Regions from separate parts of the Mus musculus genome. Here region 2 is linked to region 1. Evidence: chromatin loops called from intact Hi-C (ENCODE). Cell type or tissue: heart. All regions are shown on one strand. Each heading gives the region's core, and the rest is flanking DNA. Links, peaks and the distances in the headings are about the cores only.

Region 1 (8,340 bases), core at 50-8,049:
ATATTTTTAAAGTTCATTTTTTTATATTTAAAGTCCAGTACCTGTCATAACTGAATCTAGACTAAAAAGTATTCAAAGAGCTAAAGGTTATTCACAGTAGCAATAGTCTGTGAAAGAAAGTGGCTTCCACCCTGGGTGCTTAGCGCTCACCAAGGACAGCTTGCTTTTTTCAGTGGTGCCCCATCACAGTGGGAGAAATGAAGGCCAGCTAGCTGTGTGGATAGGGGACTGAAGCTATGATCCATTGGGAGGGCATCTTCCAATCTCTTATACTCTGAGTATCAGGAACCTTCTGACATCATCACTTTATTTATTTATTTATTTTATGCACATGAGCACACTGTAATTATCTTTAGACACACTGGAAGAGGGCATCGGATCCCATCACAGATGATTGTGAGCCACCATGTGGTTGCTGGTAACTGAACTCAGGACATCTGGAAGAACAGCCAGTGCTCTTAACCACTGAGCCATCTCTCCAGCCCCAACATTCATCACTTTTTAGAGCTCCATTTTTAACCTGCTTCCTGTAGAATCAGTCTTATAAATTCATTCCAGGTCCTTAATTAGCATTCAGTCATTTATTTCACCTAATTACAAGGCATAACGATAGCAAGTACTTCACATATTCAAAGCCATTTTCCCTTAAAAATGAAGAACATTCTACATTAGAATCTGGAAAATTTCCACTATTCAAAACCCTAAATCACATGCAATCTTAGACCCTGGTTGTTTTTAATACAATAGCATTAATTTGGCAGCTTCCCAAAATAAACTTCCTGCCTTCTGGACATCAGTGCCCGGCCTGTTCATTTCCTTCCCTTGGGTACAATTCAGGTTACTTTCGTTTGGTTTATTTACGCTCTCATATAATTTTTCCATTATTATGCTTTTTATAAGTATATCTTACAGTGATATATCTTATTAGGAAAAGTCTTAGAGTCTATACTTTTGAGTATGTTACCCATAGCTGCAAATAATAAATACTCAGAAAATTTCCTTTAAAGCTGAGATTTAAGAAAGAAAAAGTACACTAAGCCCAAACTCAGCTTTAATCTCAGCATTATCTTTCATACATGAACACAATCATGATAGTAAGGCTGCTGCTGGTGGTGGCTTGATTCCAGCCACCACTCTTAATTCCAGCTCTTTCGAAGCAGAGGCAGGTAGATCTTTTGATCTTAGGCCAGCCTGATCTACAGAGCAAGTTCCAGGACAGCCAGGGGTACACAGAAAAACCCTGTTTCAAAAACAAAAACAAAAAAGTCTTGATAAACGTCCTGGTGAGTGGTGAGTTCATAATAATATTGGGTCTTAAATAAAGAGAATGTTAAAGTTCTTTTAGGATCTAGAAATAGTGAAATTCAAAATAATTTTTAGATTACCAATACAATCAGTGCAAGACTCTACGCCAATAAGAACAATGTCAAGAGAGACAATCAGCCATACAGTCACCTCACCTCATCCTGAATCTATAACTTCTGACACTAGTCCTGGCCAGCTGCCTCAGAAACACACCACGAGTCACAATGGGAATACCTAAGAATGTGGTATTATATAACTATCACTACTTGAAGAAACACAGAAACCTATTTCCGGCCAACATATCACTTTAAAGTGACTTTGAAGCTAAAACTACAGAGGAGATTTTGCAACAAAATATGCTTCAGGCATCTGGGAACTCTTTACTTCTAAAGACCATGATTAAAACTCACAGAAACAGTAACCCAGGATTCATTATTTTCAAATGACGTTAACTTACAATTTAAAAGTGTAATTAAGTTGAGGGGTAGGAAGGATGGTGTCCACCTATAATTATGGCACTCAGGAGACTAGGCGTAAGAAAGCAATTGTGAATGGCCTTCAGTATATGAATATCCTCTTGCTTTGTTGGTGAAAGTTAGGCATAAATATGGGACATGGACCAAGCAATCAAATAAATTTATCAACTAGAAAGCAACTTATAAATATCAAAATAACCAAAGACAAATAAAATATTGCCCAGAATAGCTACAGCTTGAGGATATATGATGAAGAAAAGACACATTAAAATGACTGACAGGGAAAATTAGAAAATAGGAGTCAAAGTAATCAAAAGAAAAAAAAAAAAAAAAAGAGGCCTTAACAAGCTCAATAAAGACAGGGCTATGCCCAAAACAGGAAAGAAAACAAAATGCTATCAATAAAGAGCACACAGGGTGCCAGGTGGGTTCACATCCAAGGAAGCTGAGGATGAGCTTGGGGTTGCTGGAAGCTTAATGGGAGCCTGGAAGATGGAAACTAGATGTAGGTAGTAATATCGCCACCACTGAAGGGCAGGTCTAGCCGAGCCCTCACAACTGGCCTACAGTAAGTACTTATTTATATTTATATTCCAGAGTCCAACTTAAACAAAGAGTCAGAGACAGACCAACAAAATACAATAGAAACAGCAGGATGACCAGGATGTTACCTAGCAAAGGGGAGCCATATGTGTACCGAGTACCCAGGAACTGCCTCAACAGGGCAATGCCAAGCAAGAGTCACCCATCAGTGTGCACCACAGTTGATTAGAAATTTCTGAACGTTGTATACAGAAAAAATAAATGGTCTTTTCAAGCCAAAAAATCAGATCTATATGACACAGAAGGCAAAGTTAAACCAACATCTCTAAAATGACTCTCATGTAATCCATCAAACCACACTTTTAGTAGAAGCTATACTTCCCAAGCCATTCCTCCAACTCTAACACTGTGTATAACCTTAAAAAGGGACCCTGAAATGAGTTATGTTTACTTTCATATTTATGTTACTCCCAGAAAATAATTATTCAAACACAGTATTTCAACTAAATTCATCTCATAATAGAAGCATTTGAGACCATTAGGGCTTTATCAACTTCAGTTATAAACTTGGAGTTTTTCCTAAACTGAGATAATCTCCACTCTCCAACAAGTAGAAATAATTCTCATAGCTAAACTCAACAGTAATTTAAGTGAGAGCTGAAGAGATGGCTCAGCAGTTGAGAGCACTTGCTACTTTGACAGAGGACCAGGGTTCAGTTCCCAGCATCCACAGGAGGGTCACACCGACCTGTCCTCCAGTTTAAGGGAATCTCACCTCCTGGACTCCTCCATGCCTGTGGTACACATGAACTCATGCAAGTACACACACACAAAGACACTTTTAAATAGTAATACGTTTATCAATCTACTGGGTGAAAGAAATTGTGTGATACATTGAGAAATATTAAAGATGATTTTGTAGAATGTATGAAAGCAAATAAGATAATTTATTTGAGCATCTGTAAACAAACAAACAACTTTGGAGTGACCGGGCAGAAAAAAGCTGAGCTATCATAATCAAACATTAATACTTGCTTGTAGTACTTTGTAGACAAACAAAACAAAACTTGAAATAATTTAGATAAACACTTAACACAGTAAGTGGAAATAACAGTCTACCTTGCCTGTACATTCGATTCATCTGTGGCTGTCTGCCTACATTAAGCTTAAAATTTAAACTGACAAGTTCTATAATAAAGCTGTTATCTACAGTTAATTGAAGAATGCTCCAAACAGACACCACATATAATGTATATTGTGATGGTAATGTCACTGATGTTTAAGCTGAGAAGCTGACTCTGAAGGCTTCGTCCCCTCTCCATTTCAAATCTAAGCACGCTTGTCTCAGTGTCCTCTAAAGCCTCTTGTCTGGTAATGGGCTGGTCCCCAAACTGTGATTAGAGCACAAGAATGAAAATGTCACGCCCTTGACAACTGAACTCCTGATAAAGTAAAAAACGCTGCGTCCTTAAACACAACTGGAGCAAAATCTAGGACCGGAAAATGAGCGGGAATTAGAGGGGCAGTGGCCATAAAGAAACTGTATTTTCACTTCTCGCACCAAAGGCCCAGAGGAGGAAGCAAGCACTGCTCTGCTGGGCTCTCCATACCCACGGGATGCCCGCGGCTTTTGCCCTCTTCGGGGTCCAGCCTCTCTAGGCCCAGGTCTCTCCTCCGCATGCCCCGGCCTCCCTCCCGCAGGAGCAGCCTCAGTCTCTCTTCCCGCACGCCCTGGCGTCTCCATCTACACTTGCTCCCGGCCTCCGTCCCCATACGCCCGGCCTCACCTGGACAGTGAGTCCTCGCTGGGCAGCCTTGCCGCCGGGAGCTGCGCGCCGAGACTCTCGCAGCTGGAGCTCTTCTCCATGGCGCGAGAAACTGGAGGCCGCTGCGCCCTCCGCGGCCGCCGGCGCGAGATGCAGAGGGAGGAGCGCACGGGGCCGCAGCCGCGGTCAGCCCCGCGCCAGGCAGGCTCCGAGACCGGAAGCGGCCATGTTCCCCCAGCCTGCACTGCGCGCGGGGGCTGTCGGGAGTCGGGCCCCGTGGCGCTACAAAGCGGAGCGATGCGCATGCGCCTGGCCGCCCAGTGAGAGTCAGCTAACAGGAAAATCTCCAGAAGGAAGAGGACACTAGTATGTCAGAGAAAACACAAGATGTGACGGCTTGGGAGAGGTGGACTCGAGGAAAATGAGAGGAATGTGGGCGGCCTGTGGGATGAGGGGGTGAGGTATTTAAGGGTGAGGTTAGAAGTAGTGATGTGAGATCATACGTGATGTGAGAACCCATTTTGTAACGGTAACAGTGAAGCTAAGCAGACTGATCCCACGGCCTCCAGTTACCTTGCATTTACATCTGCTTCCTTCTGTGTAAGTATATTAACCTCACAGAATAACTATTGATAAATATAAAACGCCTAAAGCAATGCCTGCTTAAGCACTCAGACAGTAGTCAATATATAAACAACCTAACAAACTTAATAAATGGTAACTGTTAATGAAAGAAAACTAAAGGATGACAGACCACTAACAAGTGGTTTGTAGGAGAAAGATAGTAACAGCTACCCTGAATGGGGAGGGGAAGGGAAATTTCCATCTCTGAACAGCGTTATACAAAGGAAAGTGAGAATGGAGTTGAATTTTCAGGCCTCCAGTGACAAAAGTATGGGTTAAAGTGGCTTGAAAGTGTGTCTGTAGCTGATAAGCACATTGACACCAACCTATAAGGCATAGTAAGTATTGAAGTGAGAATGAGGGAGAAGCTGCTAAAATCACAAAAAGAATTAGACAAAAACACTACTGAATGTCATGATGTAACATGGAGAACAGACTTACCTCCGGTGTGCTGCTTCATATTCCCTTACAAAGCAGGAAGGGAGTGTGGAGATGGAATGTGATAAAGGAACAGAAACTGGGTAAAGAGGGAATGTTAATACCCGTGACTTTCTGTTACTCAGGACACAGGAAGGAAAGTACTGGAGGAATTTCTCTAATTGTGACTCTGCCTTAAACACCTCACACGTCTGGAAAGCAAAAACACAAAGATTATTTCTGTAAATAAAAGAAACTTTTAAAAAAATCCTGCTAGGATAAATATAATTGTGTTCTTACAAACTAGATTTAATTTAAAACTTGGTTTTAAAACACAATCATAATTTATAGAACCAAGGAAATAATTTGTGTACTAGCTTTCCTTTACAGTATTCCCAATGAAAGATTTATTTTGGCTGATGGTTTCAAAGATTCCAGTCCATGGTCACTTGGCTCCATTGTTTTTTGAGCCTGTGATAAAACAGAAAAGCAGAGCTGGGAACACGTGATAGAAAAATCTGTTCATCTCCAGGTGACCAGGATAAATGATAAGCAATTATTTTCATCTCTGAAATTTTTCAAGAGATTTTAATTGCACCTCTCTGATAGCCCAGGAAAATAAATAGTGAAATGAAACACTTTGACAAACACAAATATCTGTAAGATTCACGATAGAATGCATCTATTGCTTCTCTTTCTCTATCAGACTTTTTAAATGCTAATGATCGCCTAACACTTCAACTTGTGTCTTCCCAACTATGAATGTTGAAGAAGAATGAACCCTTAAATGAAAGACCCATTTCTAGCACTGTATTGGTTATTACAAACCTGGCTTCCTGGTAATATAACTTGTGCATGACCCTCTCTAGTTATTATGGAACAGTATCAAATGGAGAGGGGTTGCAACCAGAAAAGTCTGCATTGCAATCCTGATTCTGTCACTAAACTTACTTTGAATGTTTGTTGTTCATCTCTGACAACTGAACAGGTTGTTTTTCTTAACAGTCAGTTGCACAGGAAGTTCTTAGTAAATAGATCTGTTGTTATTGTTGGTTTTCTTCCCCAAGCACTCTAGCTCTACATCTAACCGGAATGAAGAAGAATAAAAAAGCAAAGAATAATTTCAGATGAAGTTTAAATCACTGCATTATTTATCTCACGCATTGCTTGTTATGTCATAAAGCCAGGAAATATGAACCTAAGACTTTTTTACACCCCAGATGCCTCATTTTTTTAAGAATACTTCAGCATCAGGTAATGGCTCAGTAAAAGGCTTGCTGTCCAACTATGAAGATGTGAACTCCATCCCCTAAGGACCTACATGGAAGGAAGGAAGGAAGGAAGGAAGGAAGGGAGGGAGGGAGGGAGGGAGGGAGGGAGGGAGAGAGAGAATGGGAGGGAGAGCTTCATGGCTCGATTGTAATCTCACTGCCAAGAGGACAGAGATGGGTGCATTCCTGCTTATTCACCTGGCCGGCCAGTCTAGTCAAATTGAGTTCAGGCAAAAGTGAAGGAGTCTGCCTCACAAAACAAGAAGTATGGTGAGCTAGTCAGTTTCTGTCAACTTGACCCAAACTAGAGTCAGCTGGGAAGAAGGAACCTCAATTAAGGAATCCCCCATTGGATTGGCCTGTGGGCATGACTGTGGAGCATTTTCTTGATTAATGATGAGTGTGGGCAGGCCCATCCCACTATGAGCAGCACCATCCCCAGGAGGGTGGTTCTAGACAACACAATAAAGCAAGCAAGCTTAAGGCTGGAGAGATGGCTCAGCAATTAAGAGCACTGACTGCTCTTCCAGAGGTCCTGAGTTCAATTCCCAGCAACCAGATGGTGGCTCACAACCATCTGTAATGGGATCTGATGCGCCCTCTGGTGTGTCTGAAGACAGCTACAGTGGTCTCACATAAATAAAAATCTTTTTAAAAAAAAGAAAAAGAAAGTTGAACCAGCCAGGCCCACCCCTAAAATCTACATCATCTGTGAACTGTTAGAATTCTTGAAAGGGCTGGTCTTGCTGCAGGATCTTCATGGCAAAGGACCATAGCAGGATAACCAGGAGGAGTCCTGGTGAAGATCCAGTAGTGATGCTGTTGAAAGGCCAAATCTTTTAAGTTCAGACTCCATTTTAGAGAACCTGACCTAAGTTTGAACTCAGATAAACTAACAGGCTGGTACCTAGCATTAGTTTCCAAGTTATTCCCCCAACAAAACCTGCACCTCCAGGTTACAAGGCCCCCCCTTGCCTAATGCCACCCATGTAGAAGGGAGCAGAAATTTAAGTTTATATGACTCCCAGCACCAGCCAATTATGTTAAAGGCCACAGTAGCTTTCCAATTAGATGTTTGCACACTTACCACCACCACCACCTCCTGTTTGCTGTTTACTATAAAGCCTTGATAGATATTCCGCCACACACACACCCCAAAAAAACCATCCTGTGTGATGGTGGTGCCCTGGGGACACCTGAGCTACCTCGAATAGAATAAAGACCCTGCTGTGAGTTGCATCAGATTGGCCCTGTCTGTGTCTTTGGGGATCACTAACATTTGTGACAGAAACCAGAGACCTTGAACCAGACCAATGAGTATTGAAATGAACATTTTCAAGAGAAAGATATGTGGACAGAAGGGTATGTTGTGGGACACACTGTGAGACATTGTAGCTTCCACAAAGAGATATTTTGTATGTGTTGTTTTGTTTGTGTATTTTTTTATTTTCTTTGGGGAAGGGGCTTGCAAATGTGGAAGGGGATGGAGAGATGAGTGGGAATGGAATACATGATGTAAAACTCACAAAGACTCAAAAGTTGAAAGGAAGGAAGAGAAAGAAAGAAGGGAGGGAGGAAGGAAGGAAGGAAGGCAGACAAACAAGCTAGCTGATCAGGTTGGGTAAAGCAAGACAGTAAATAGCTTTCTTTCATGGTTCTTGACTTCCTTCAATGATGAAGTGTGATGGGGATTCATAAGCCAATTAAGCCCTTTCCTCCACAAGACACTTTTGGTCATGGAGTTTATTATAGCAGCAAAGAACCGAACTAGGTCAGGCACCCAAAGCAGAGGAGGCTTCCATACATATGTGCATGTGCCCCTATGCAAGTACACAGATTTCCATATATACAATATACTCACAAATATACATATCCACATTTAAAAGAGAAGAATTAGAGAGGTATTCTAATGGGTAAAGTACCAGACATATACACCAG
Region 2 (8,340 bases), core at 309-8,308, 62 kb before region 1:
AAAATTGTTTTATGATTTGGCTAGAGACTTTTCTCTGATTACTTGTTCAGATATCTTCCAGATAATCTCTCTTTTCCAACCCTTTAAGATTATTACAATGTATGTAACTTTCATCATAGTAACCCATAGAAGCAGGTTCTGATATCTGAAGTTACTGGTAGAGCCTTGATAGTTGAGTCTGTGGCACTGTGTCTAGATGCGGTTGTAGGAATAGAAACATTGCAGTTTTTTTTCTGGAGCTTCTTTGAGTCATTGATTCTTTTATATTAAAATTGATAAGATTGGTAAATTTACTCTCTGTGTACTTGTTGGGTTAATGGCCATTTAAACAGTTTTGATTTTTAGAGAATTTCTTCCAACTTTAGAGATAACTATTTTACTGTGTTTCTGTTCCTTAAATGTAACCATGCATATGCATGGGTAATTTTTTATTCAGTTTTAGTGTATAGCCCTTATATGCCAAATAGAAATTTTCACAGACTCATTGATTGATGAATTGTTCAAGTTTGAGTTGTGATGGTGAATGCCATGGTAGTGGAAGGCAGATGCGTTTCTGTATCTTGTTGGTTCCGGTTTGTATAATCCAAAACAGATTATTTAGCCATCTAGAGCCTGGGTTTTATAGTGCTAGTGAACTCAAACGAGAAATGATAATAAAAGTACTTTAAAATTCAGGCATACATAAAAGAAATCAGCAAGGAAAACTAGATAGATAAGATAGAATCGAAAAGTGACTTTTAAGGGGTTTCTGTTAGAGCTGACACTTTTTGACACTGTAAGGATGATTTCCTGTGGAGTTAGGTCTCGTATAAACTATTAATAAAGTATGAGCAAGGCTGCCATGCTCCCGAGGGTGGAGAGCTGGCATGCCATTGCCGGGAGACCCTGTCCTAAGCATGCATGAGACGGGAGGGGGTGCTCGGTGTTCTTTGTTTTTCATTCATTACTTCTGCTGTTCCCTAAAGTTCAGTCATAACTTCTGGGGAGCTTTGCCTCGTGTAGAAATTGTAAACACTTTAGAGAAAAAAATCTGCTGGTTGGAATTTTTACCAAACTCCAGGCTTTTGTTATATAGGGAGACAAAATGGCCATTGACAGAGAGTTTGAAGGAATTTGCGTCTCCCTCCACCCCCCCCAAGATTTGCTTTAAGTATTTGGGAGTTTTGCCTGCATGTTTTGTATATGTGCCACATGTGTACAATGCTTGCAGAGGCCAGAGGTACTGGACCCTCTTGATCATTTAACCTGGGAGTAAATGGTTAAAAGCTACCATGTGGGGGTTGCTGGGAACATTTTCTCTGATGGGAGCAGCAGAAAGTGCTCCTAAGCCCATCAGTCTCTCCAGCCCAGAGGAGTGTAGAAATTCTACTAAAAAGATAACGATTGCTGAAATAATTATTGCTACTTTTGAGCATTAAACAGGAAGGAATCTATTTTGCTCTTGAGTTGCTTTGGGTCTACTTTTACGGTAATCATGCTTTTAAAAGTGAACATAGCATGCTGTCATTCATTCATTAAATGGAGCTGTGTACATTCCATTTAATTTCTGAACTAGAATTTGCATACTACCTACCAGTAGTGAAACAGTGCTTCCAGGCAGTACATAGCCAACTGTGGCTTAGCAGTTCACATAAATGAGAGGCTAAAGACATACAGTACATCCATGCTGTCTCATTGAAATGATTACTACTGTATTGTACAGACTTAAATGGTGCCTCGTATGTGAGTTGTAGCTTTTATTTTACATCATTAACTCTATGCTATTTTTTTCTAGTTACAGAGTGGTCTAGAAGCAAATAGACTTATTTTTGAAGATAAGACTACTTCATGTGTTTCAACCAGCACTAGAAAAATAAAAAAAAAGAAGTCAAAACCACCAGAAAAGGTATGAAAACAATCAGTCAGAGTACCAATTTTGTGTAAAAATTTGTGTAAAAAGTACTCAAAGCTGTGTGGTATTAGAACCTTAGGAGGTAACTCTCATTCTTAGTTTCCATGTTCAAAGGTGAAGATAAGTAAGATTTACTCATGAATTCTTACCTTGGTTCTGAGGACCTATATGAAAATTGGGAACCATAGAAGATCATAAAAATACTAAAAATATTCAGCCTGTATTCATTACCTTTCTCTTAAAATGCTTTGTTCCTCTACTTAATTCTTGCATCTGTTTTGTTAGTATTCCCCACAACCTCCTTAGCCTTCAAGTAAAACGAGGTTGTTCAGCCAGCACTATACGATCCCAATATAAACAAGTGTGGTTTGAATATAAAACGTCCCCTATTAAATCACTGGAAAGTAGGCCTTGAGGTTCTTAGCCTGACCCTTTTCCTGTCCTCTATCTTTACTTCTTGACTGATGGTACAGTGTGATGAATACACACCCATTCCCAGACCTATGGTTGCCATGCTTTTTCCATAATGAGTTTTATCTTATTAAACTCTGGGCCAAGTAACTTCTTGAAGCCTGGTTTCTGCAGGAAAAAAAAGAGTGGTACACCAAGGTACCCAGTAGTTCCACAGTGAGCTGGAGTCTTGGATTAGCTCACCAAAATAAAATAAAATGATTTTCTTTTTTCTCCATCCAGAAAGGTTCTAGGACCTATTTTGGTGCACAGCCACATTACAGATTGTGCTTAGGTGATATGCCTTTTGTTGCTGGAACGGTGAGTTGTAGCTATTGTTTTTATGTTTAAAATATTTTCAGTATCTTTAGCTTTTTTTATTTCCTGTTAAACATGGATATGGGTGTTTTGCCTGTCTGTGTGTCCTGTCTGTTTTAGTACTCACGGGGGCCAGAAGAGGGTGTTGGGTCCCCCGGGACTAGAGTTATAGCTTAGAGTAACCTGCCATGTGGGTGCTGGGAATTGAACGTGGAATTCCATTGAAAGAGCAGTCAGTGTTCTTAACTGTTGAGACATTTTTTCAGACCTTATTTCAGTCTTCAGAAAACACATTTTAGGGGACATTAAAAGAAAAATCCTGCATCGGCTTTGGGAGTGCTAGAATTATAGATGTGAGCCACCATATGTAGTTCTAGTAAAACCTTGTAGAAGGCACAGCCTAAGGTTTTTTTCTTGAGTCTTTGTATAAGCCTTTATAAGTACAGTTGTGAAGTTATTTTTTACACAAACTTACTTTTTGATTTCTGTGATTATTACAAACTTTGTTTTCAATGTGAAGAAATGGGGAGTTGGGGCACTTTGACCCTGTACATGTGAAGATCAGGATACAACCTGATGGGATTTCTCTCTACCATGGGTTCTGTAGATAGAACTTAAATCGTAACACTTGTACAGCAACCATCATGGTGTCCCTATATGGTATGCTTAAATCTGTAATTATACATTTACCTATTCCATTTGACAATTGGTTCATCTTTGTATTGTCCAGTCTTGTCTAGAGTCCTTTCCACCCATTTTGTTGTCTTGGCAAATTGTCATTGAAGCCTTTAATCACAAAGGGCAAGACAAGGCTCTTTAATGTGAAGTTGTTTTATATATTCTTTAGAAGTGTTATTCCAAAAGTTTAAGAAAACACAATTGTTTACTTGAGCTTCTAACAGTAACAAAACTTTTTAAAATCTGTTCATTGCATATTAAAGTATACACATTGGCCATTAGAGAGAGAGAGAGAGAGAGAGAGAGAGAGAGAGAGAGTGTGTGTGTGTGTGTGTGTGTGTGTGTGTGTTTTACTGGCAAGTAATGAGTATTCACTCTTTCTGATGGTCATGGGCCACCTTTTCATTCCTAGGATCACCTCATTTGAGTTTGGCGTGTATGATTCTTCCCCACCACAATTAGCCAAGACAAATTAACAAATAATACAGAAACATTTTTAAACAACAAGCACATTAGGTCTTAAGTTATTCCCCTAAATCTGCATTTTAAACAAGTTAAGTCTGCTGGTGACTTATGGAGCTTAAACAAGCCCAGCCAACTATTGGAATTGTTATTTCCTATTGGAAACAAGTTCAAGAAAGCTATGAAGTTTTATTGTATTTTTATGTTGTGGCAGATAAACGTTAGCGCTTCCTACAAGAGGCAAGAAGGTCAGTTGGGTTGTTTGATTTTAGATGTGGTCTTGAACTCCACTATAGCACAGGATAAATAATTTCTGGTCCTCCTGCCTTCTTAAGTGCTGGAATTACAGGTGTGCAACAATTTATATGATGCTGGGGACCAAAGAAGGGCCTCTTACTCTTACATGCTCCTTAAGTACCTGCCAACTCAGCCACATCCCCAGCAGGGTGTTCATTACTAACTGAAGACGTTAGTACATCAGCCAAGTGTTTGATACAGGTGGATGGCTAGTTGCCAATTTGCCACAGTATAGTACATTTATGCCTTAGGATTTAGAGATGAACTCTTACTCGGGTTACAAACTAGAACCTGGCAATCAAGGACATTATTTGCTTGATTTACTTTTCTCTTTAGTCCACCAGTCCCAGCCATGCCGTGGTAGCCAATGTTCAGCATGTCTTGCATCTGATGAAACACCACAGTAAAGCCCTGTGCAATGATCGAGTTGTTAACAGTGTTCCCTTGGCAAAGCAAGCTTGCTCACGAGTTAGTAAGAGTAAGAAGTCAGTGGTGCCTCCTTCCAGCAGTGTTAATGAAGAACTTTCGGATGTCTTGCAGACTTTACAGGATGAATTTGGGCAAATGAGCTTGTGAGTTTTGACTTTTTGAATTTAAAATTACATTTAGTTCTAAAATCTCATTTTTTTCTAGCAGCTTGGATTTTTAATCCTAATTTTATTCACTGATGTTGAACATAGCCATTACACCAGCCCACTGGCTGGGAGTTAAACAAGCCTCCCTTTCTATTTTGTTAGATGTCAAATGCCAAGGCTTAGGTAAAAGCTCAGTAGTATTGAGGGTTATCCAAATATAACTAATGAGTTAGGACAGCGTTTGAAAGCCAGTGTCCCAGAGGATTTACTTTATAAGTGATGCTGATGGGAGAAGCAGATAAAAGTTTATATTAGCCTGCAACCCTGGATGGACCCAAATTTGTCTGGGATTAAGAATACTTGCATGTATCTTCATTTTTGTAAACCTTTGTTTTTATTTATGTATATATCACATGTGTGCAGGTCCCCAAGGAGGCCAGGAGAGGGCATCAGAGCCCCTGGAGCTGAAGTCACAGGTGGTTATGAGCCACCCATGTATAGAGCAGCAGTTTGTTAAAAGGAGTTATTTTTTAAGAGTGGTGAATCCCATAGTGAAATATAAAGGACATAACTTAAAAATGAGGAACTGAAGGTAGTCTCCCTTGTGGTTTGTATGCAGTGATCATCAGCAGCTTACTAAACTCATACAGGAATCACCAACTGTGGAACTAAAAGACAACCTGGAGTGTGAATTGGAGGCATTAGTGGGAAGAATGGAAGCGAAGGCCAATCAGATAACTAAAGTTCGAAAATACCAAGCCCAGGTGACTCCTGCCCTTCTGTCGTTTTTTCCCCCTTCATGTATATTAATTGATGATGCTTAAGCTGTTTCTGGAGATTTTCCTAACAGTCTGTGTTAAGAAGTGTTAGTTCTTATATTTCATATAAGATGTGTCTTTACTGACTATATTTAATATCCTTGGCTTTATGAACAAAACTAAGTGGTTTAGTTTGACTAAATTGTCTAAAAATACAGCTAGAATTTTTAATTTTCAAAGTCAGATTAAATATGTAAAAAAAAGTAGTATGTTTGCTCATACTAAATAATGACTAAAAGGAAAAGGGTTACTCACATTTAATAAGCCTACTTGGTGTTCTCATCTAGAGAAACAGACTGTATTTGAGATTGCTGTGAAATAGGGGTAGAACAGGGGTAGAGTCCAGCTCCTGGGTTGACAGCAATTGGAGTCTGGGTAGAAGTGGACAACTCTGAAGTAGGTTTTAGAAGTAAAAAATCCCTCTCAAGCTTCCAAATGCTGTGTGATGTGGAAGAACTATTTCACTGGCACAGAATCAAGTATATTGAGAATGCCATCTCACTTCATTTCCTTAAAACCCATTTTATAGGTGAAGTAACTGTGACTATCTCAGTAAATGAAATAACCTGCCCAAGGAGATCCTGTGTGGTTGTTGGTGCTGGACTGACAACTAACTAGTAGCTGTTAGAGTTTACAGTCTGGTCAAGCAGGGAGAATTCGAAGCCTGTCCCTCTCTCCTTAAGGAGACTTTTACAGTATTTATATAGCACTTATTTACCTGGCTGTGTATTTTACATATGTGATTTATAACTTCTGCAGATCTATGTGCTTTTAAAAAAACCCACCTAGAATCTATCACTTGAGTGTTAGAGGAAGATTATTTAAGTCAATGGTGTACTTAAGAAGTTGAGGCAGAAGAATCAAGAGTTTAAGACTGAACATAGCAAGACCTCGTATCAAAAACAAAGCTAAAAGAAAATGTTTTTATTGAATTCATTTTTTCCCTGTTTTGATTATTTGGTCAGCTGGAGAAACAAAACATAGATAAGCAGAAGAAGGAATTAAAAGCTAACAAAAAGACTCTTGATGAAGAAGGGAACAGCAGCGGTCGTTCATCTGGAGTCCCAAGGACCGCAAGTAAGAAGGATCTGGCCAAACAGAGACCTGGAGAAAAAAGCAGGAAAAATCTTCAGTTACTGAAGGACATGCAGACCATACAGAATTCACTGCAGAGCAGTAATCTGTGTTGGGATTACTGACACCAGGTCATAAATGATGTACCTCACTGGTCATAAACGATGTACGTACTGGACATGAGCAGACTTTCCAGGTCTCATGCTTGCTAAGCTGCCATTACTGGCAGGTGTTAGGGGCCAAGCTTCATTACAGTCTATTGTGCTATGTAGCACAACTGATGGAGATGGAGTTCTGCGGCAGAGAAGCCTCACTGTCTTTGAATTTGCTGTACTCATTCACTGCACTTTGTAAACAAATGACCAGTTTTTTACTCATGGGTGTGTTTTTTAAACTAGGTATATATGTAAATTGGGTTTGAAAATTCAGAATATGAGATAGTCCCCATAGTCAGTGCTTGAAGTCTTGTTTTTTAAATCTTCCCACAGCATGAAGTGACCACTACTCTCCCTTCTCCAGATGACCATTAAATGTACTGTTTTCAAGAAGACTTTGTTTTGCTTTGGTATTTTAGACATTGATCAATCATAAATTCACTTAAGTCAGTTATCCATGAAATATGTCACAATGTCTTCAGAAAAACTATATAAACAGTTGTTACTGAAGTAAATGAAATTTTGGAATAAAGAATGAGAACGTGGGTATTGTAAAATGTACACGTTTACAGTTTTTAGACAGTATCTATTTGTAATCATGTTAAGCACTGTTTAATCTTGACTTAAGAGAAGCTCATGCTTTTAGCATACAGTATGTGAATTGAATACACACATCTATCATGCCAATGTAAATTATTTAACTTTGAGTAGATCGACATGTTATAATCTTTATAAATTTGGTACTTCAAATCAATAAAGCAGTTTTTAAACTTTGCTTAACAGCCAGCTAACAAAGGCTTTATTTGTCATACAAACTCAAAAAGTGCATGTTAGTATCGTGATTGAGGAACGAGAATATCTGAGGCATGCTTGTCATCCTTGTGCTTACAGAGACCAAGCTCAGTGTTCCTGAATGGTTCAGACAGGCTGGGGAACATACTAGCCATCTACTAAGTTGAATAGCATGAATTGTTTGTTACTTGGGCACCAGAAGGCCCTATCACTTGGTGAATTTTCTAGTTAGAAACATAGATTTTTAAGCTTCATGAGTCACCTGAAATTGTATATAAATTTGTGTGTGCAGTTTTCTGATGAGGTTTGCAGGAACAATGACCTGACAACCGTGAGTCCATAGTCCCCAGGAAGGTAAGAAACTGCTCTGGTGACATGGCTCAACCACCACTTCCAACTGTTCCACTTGTGTTAATTCCTTGGATTTCAGGACAGTAAACTGTATAACTGTCATCTGAATGATGATGGCTCCAACTCCTAGTTAGAATAGTAATTGGAGGATAGTAACTCCTACCTGTCTCCAGCTGGATTCCAACTGTAGGCTTTGGGTTTTGATTCTGCTTCAGTTTCTTGTTCACTTGCAGCAGAGCTCCCTTGTATCCTGTACAAGACGCCAGCGCGGATCCCACGCTTCGTAAGAAAGGAGTGCTTTCCTTGATGTCATACTGGGGTGTGTGTGAACACCAGGAATGCAGTTGAACTCCACATAAGCACTTTTAGTGTGCACATTCCACACTCAAGATTCCTTGGAGGTCACAGAAAACATTGCAAGGTTTTGGAGTGACATATTTCTCTGCCGTTTGGGTGACCGTATGATCAGCATCCCTCTG

What was found. Hi-C counts contacts between places; a loop is a spot of excess contacts. Peaks named below come from ENCODE experiments on the same cell type or tissue, not always from the same donor. Only the 100,000 strongest peaks of a DNase experiment are listed, where the experiment ranks them.
Region 2: a loop joins it to region 1, with 2.2 times the contacts of the local background. A loop is called at or near these places in 3 of 42 quality-filtered maps.

What each region holds. Positions count from the first base shown.
Region 1 is chr9:13,745,172-13,753,511 of GRCm38, reverse strand. It overlaps Mtmr2 (myotubularin related protein 2), which reads right to left and starts at 4,333. Exons shown (of 15, transcript NM_023858.4): 1 at 4,112-4,333. The coding sequence starts at 4,191. It overlaps Gm39291 (a long non-coding RNA gene), which reads left to right and starts at 4,310. Exons shown (of 3, transcript XR_870544.2): 1 at 4,310-4,690. In heart, for the core only: a CTCF peak has its summit at 4,235; a DNase peak (open chromatin) is centred at 4,381; H3K4me3 peaks cover 2,460 bases; H3K27ac peaks cover 1,917 bases.
Region 2 is chr9:13,806,955-13,815,294 of GRCm38, reverse strand. It overlaps Mtmr2 (myotubularin related protein 2), which reads right to left. Exons shown (of 15, transcript NM_023858.4): 15 at 6,399-8,340. Cep57 (centrosomal protein 57) reads left to right here. Exons shown (of 11, transcript NM_026665.4): 7 at 1,775-1,885; 8 at 2,585-2,662; 9 at 4,433-4,668; 10 at 5,291-5,435; 11 at 6,455-7,507. The coding sequence ends at 6,688. Among named protein-coding and RNA genes, the nearest start is that of Cep57, 16 kb to the left of the region's middle. In heart, for the core only: a CTCF peak has its summit at 5,111 (motif pointing right); no DNase peak of the experiment used is centred there.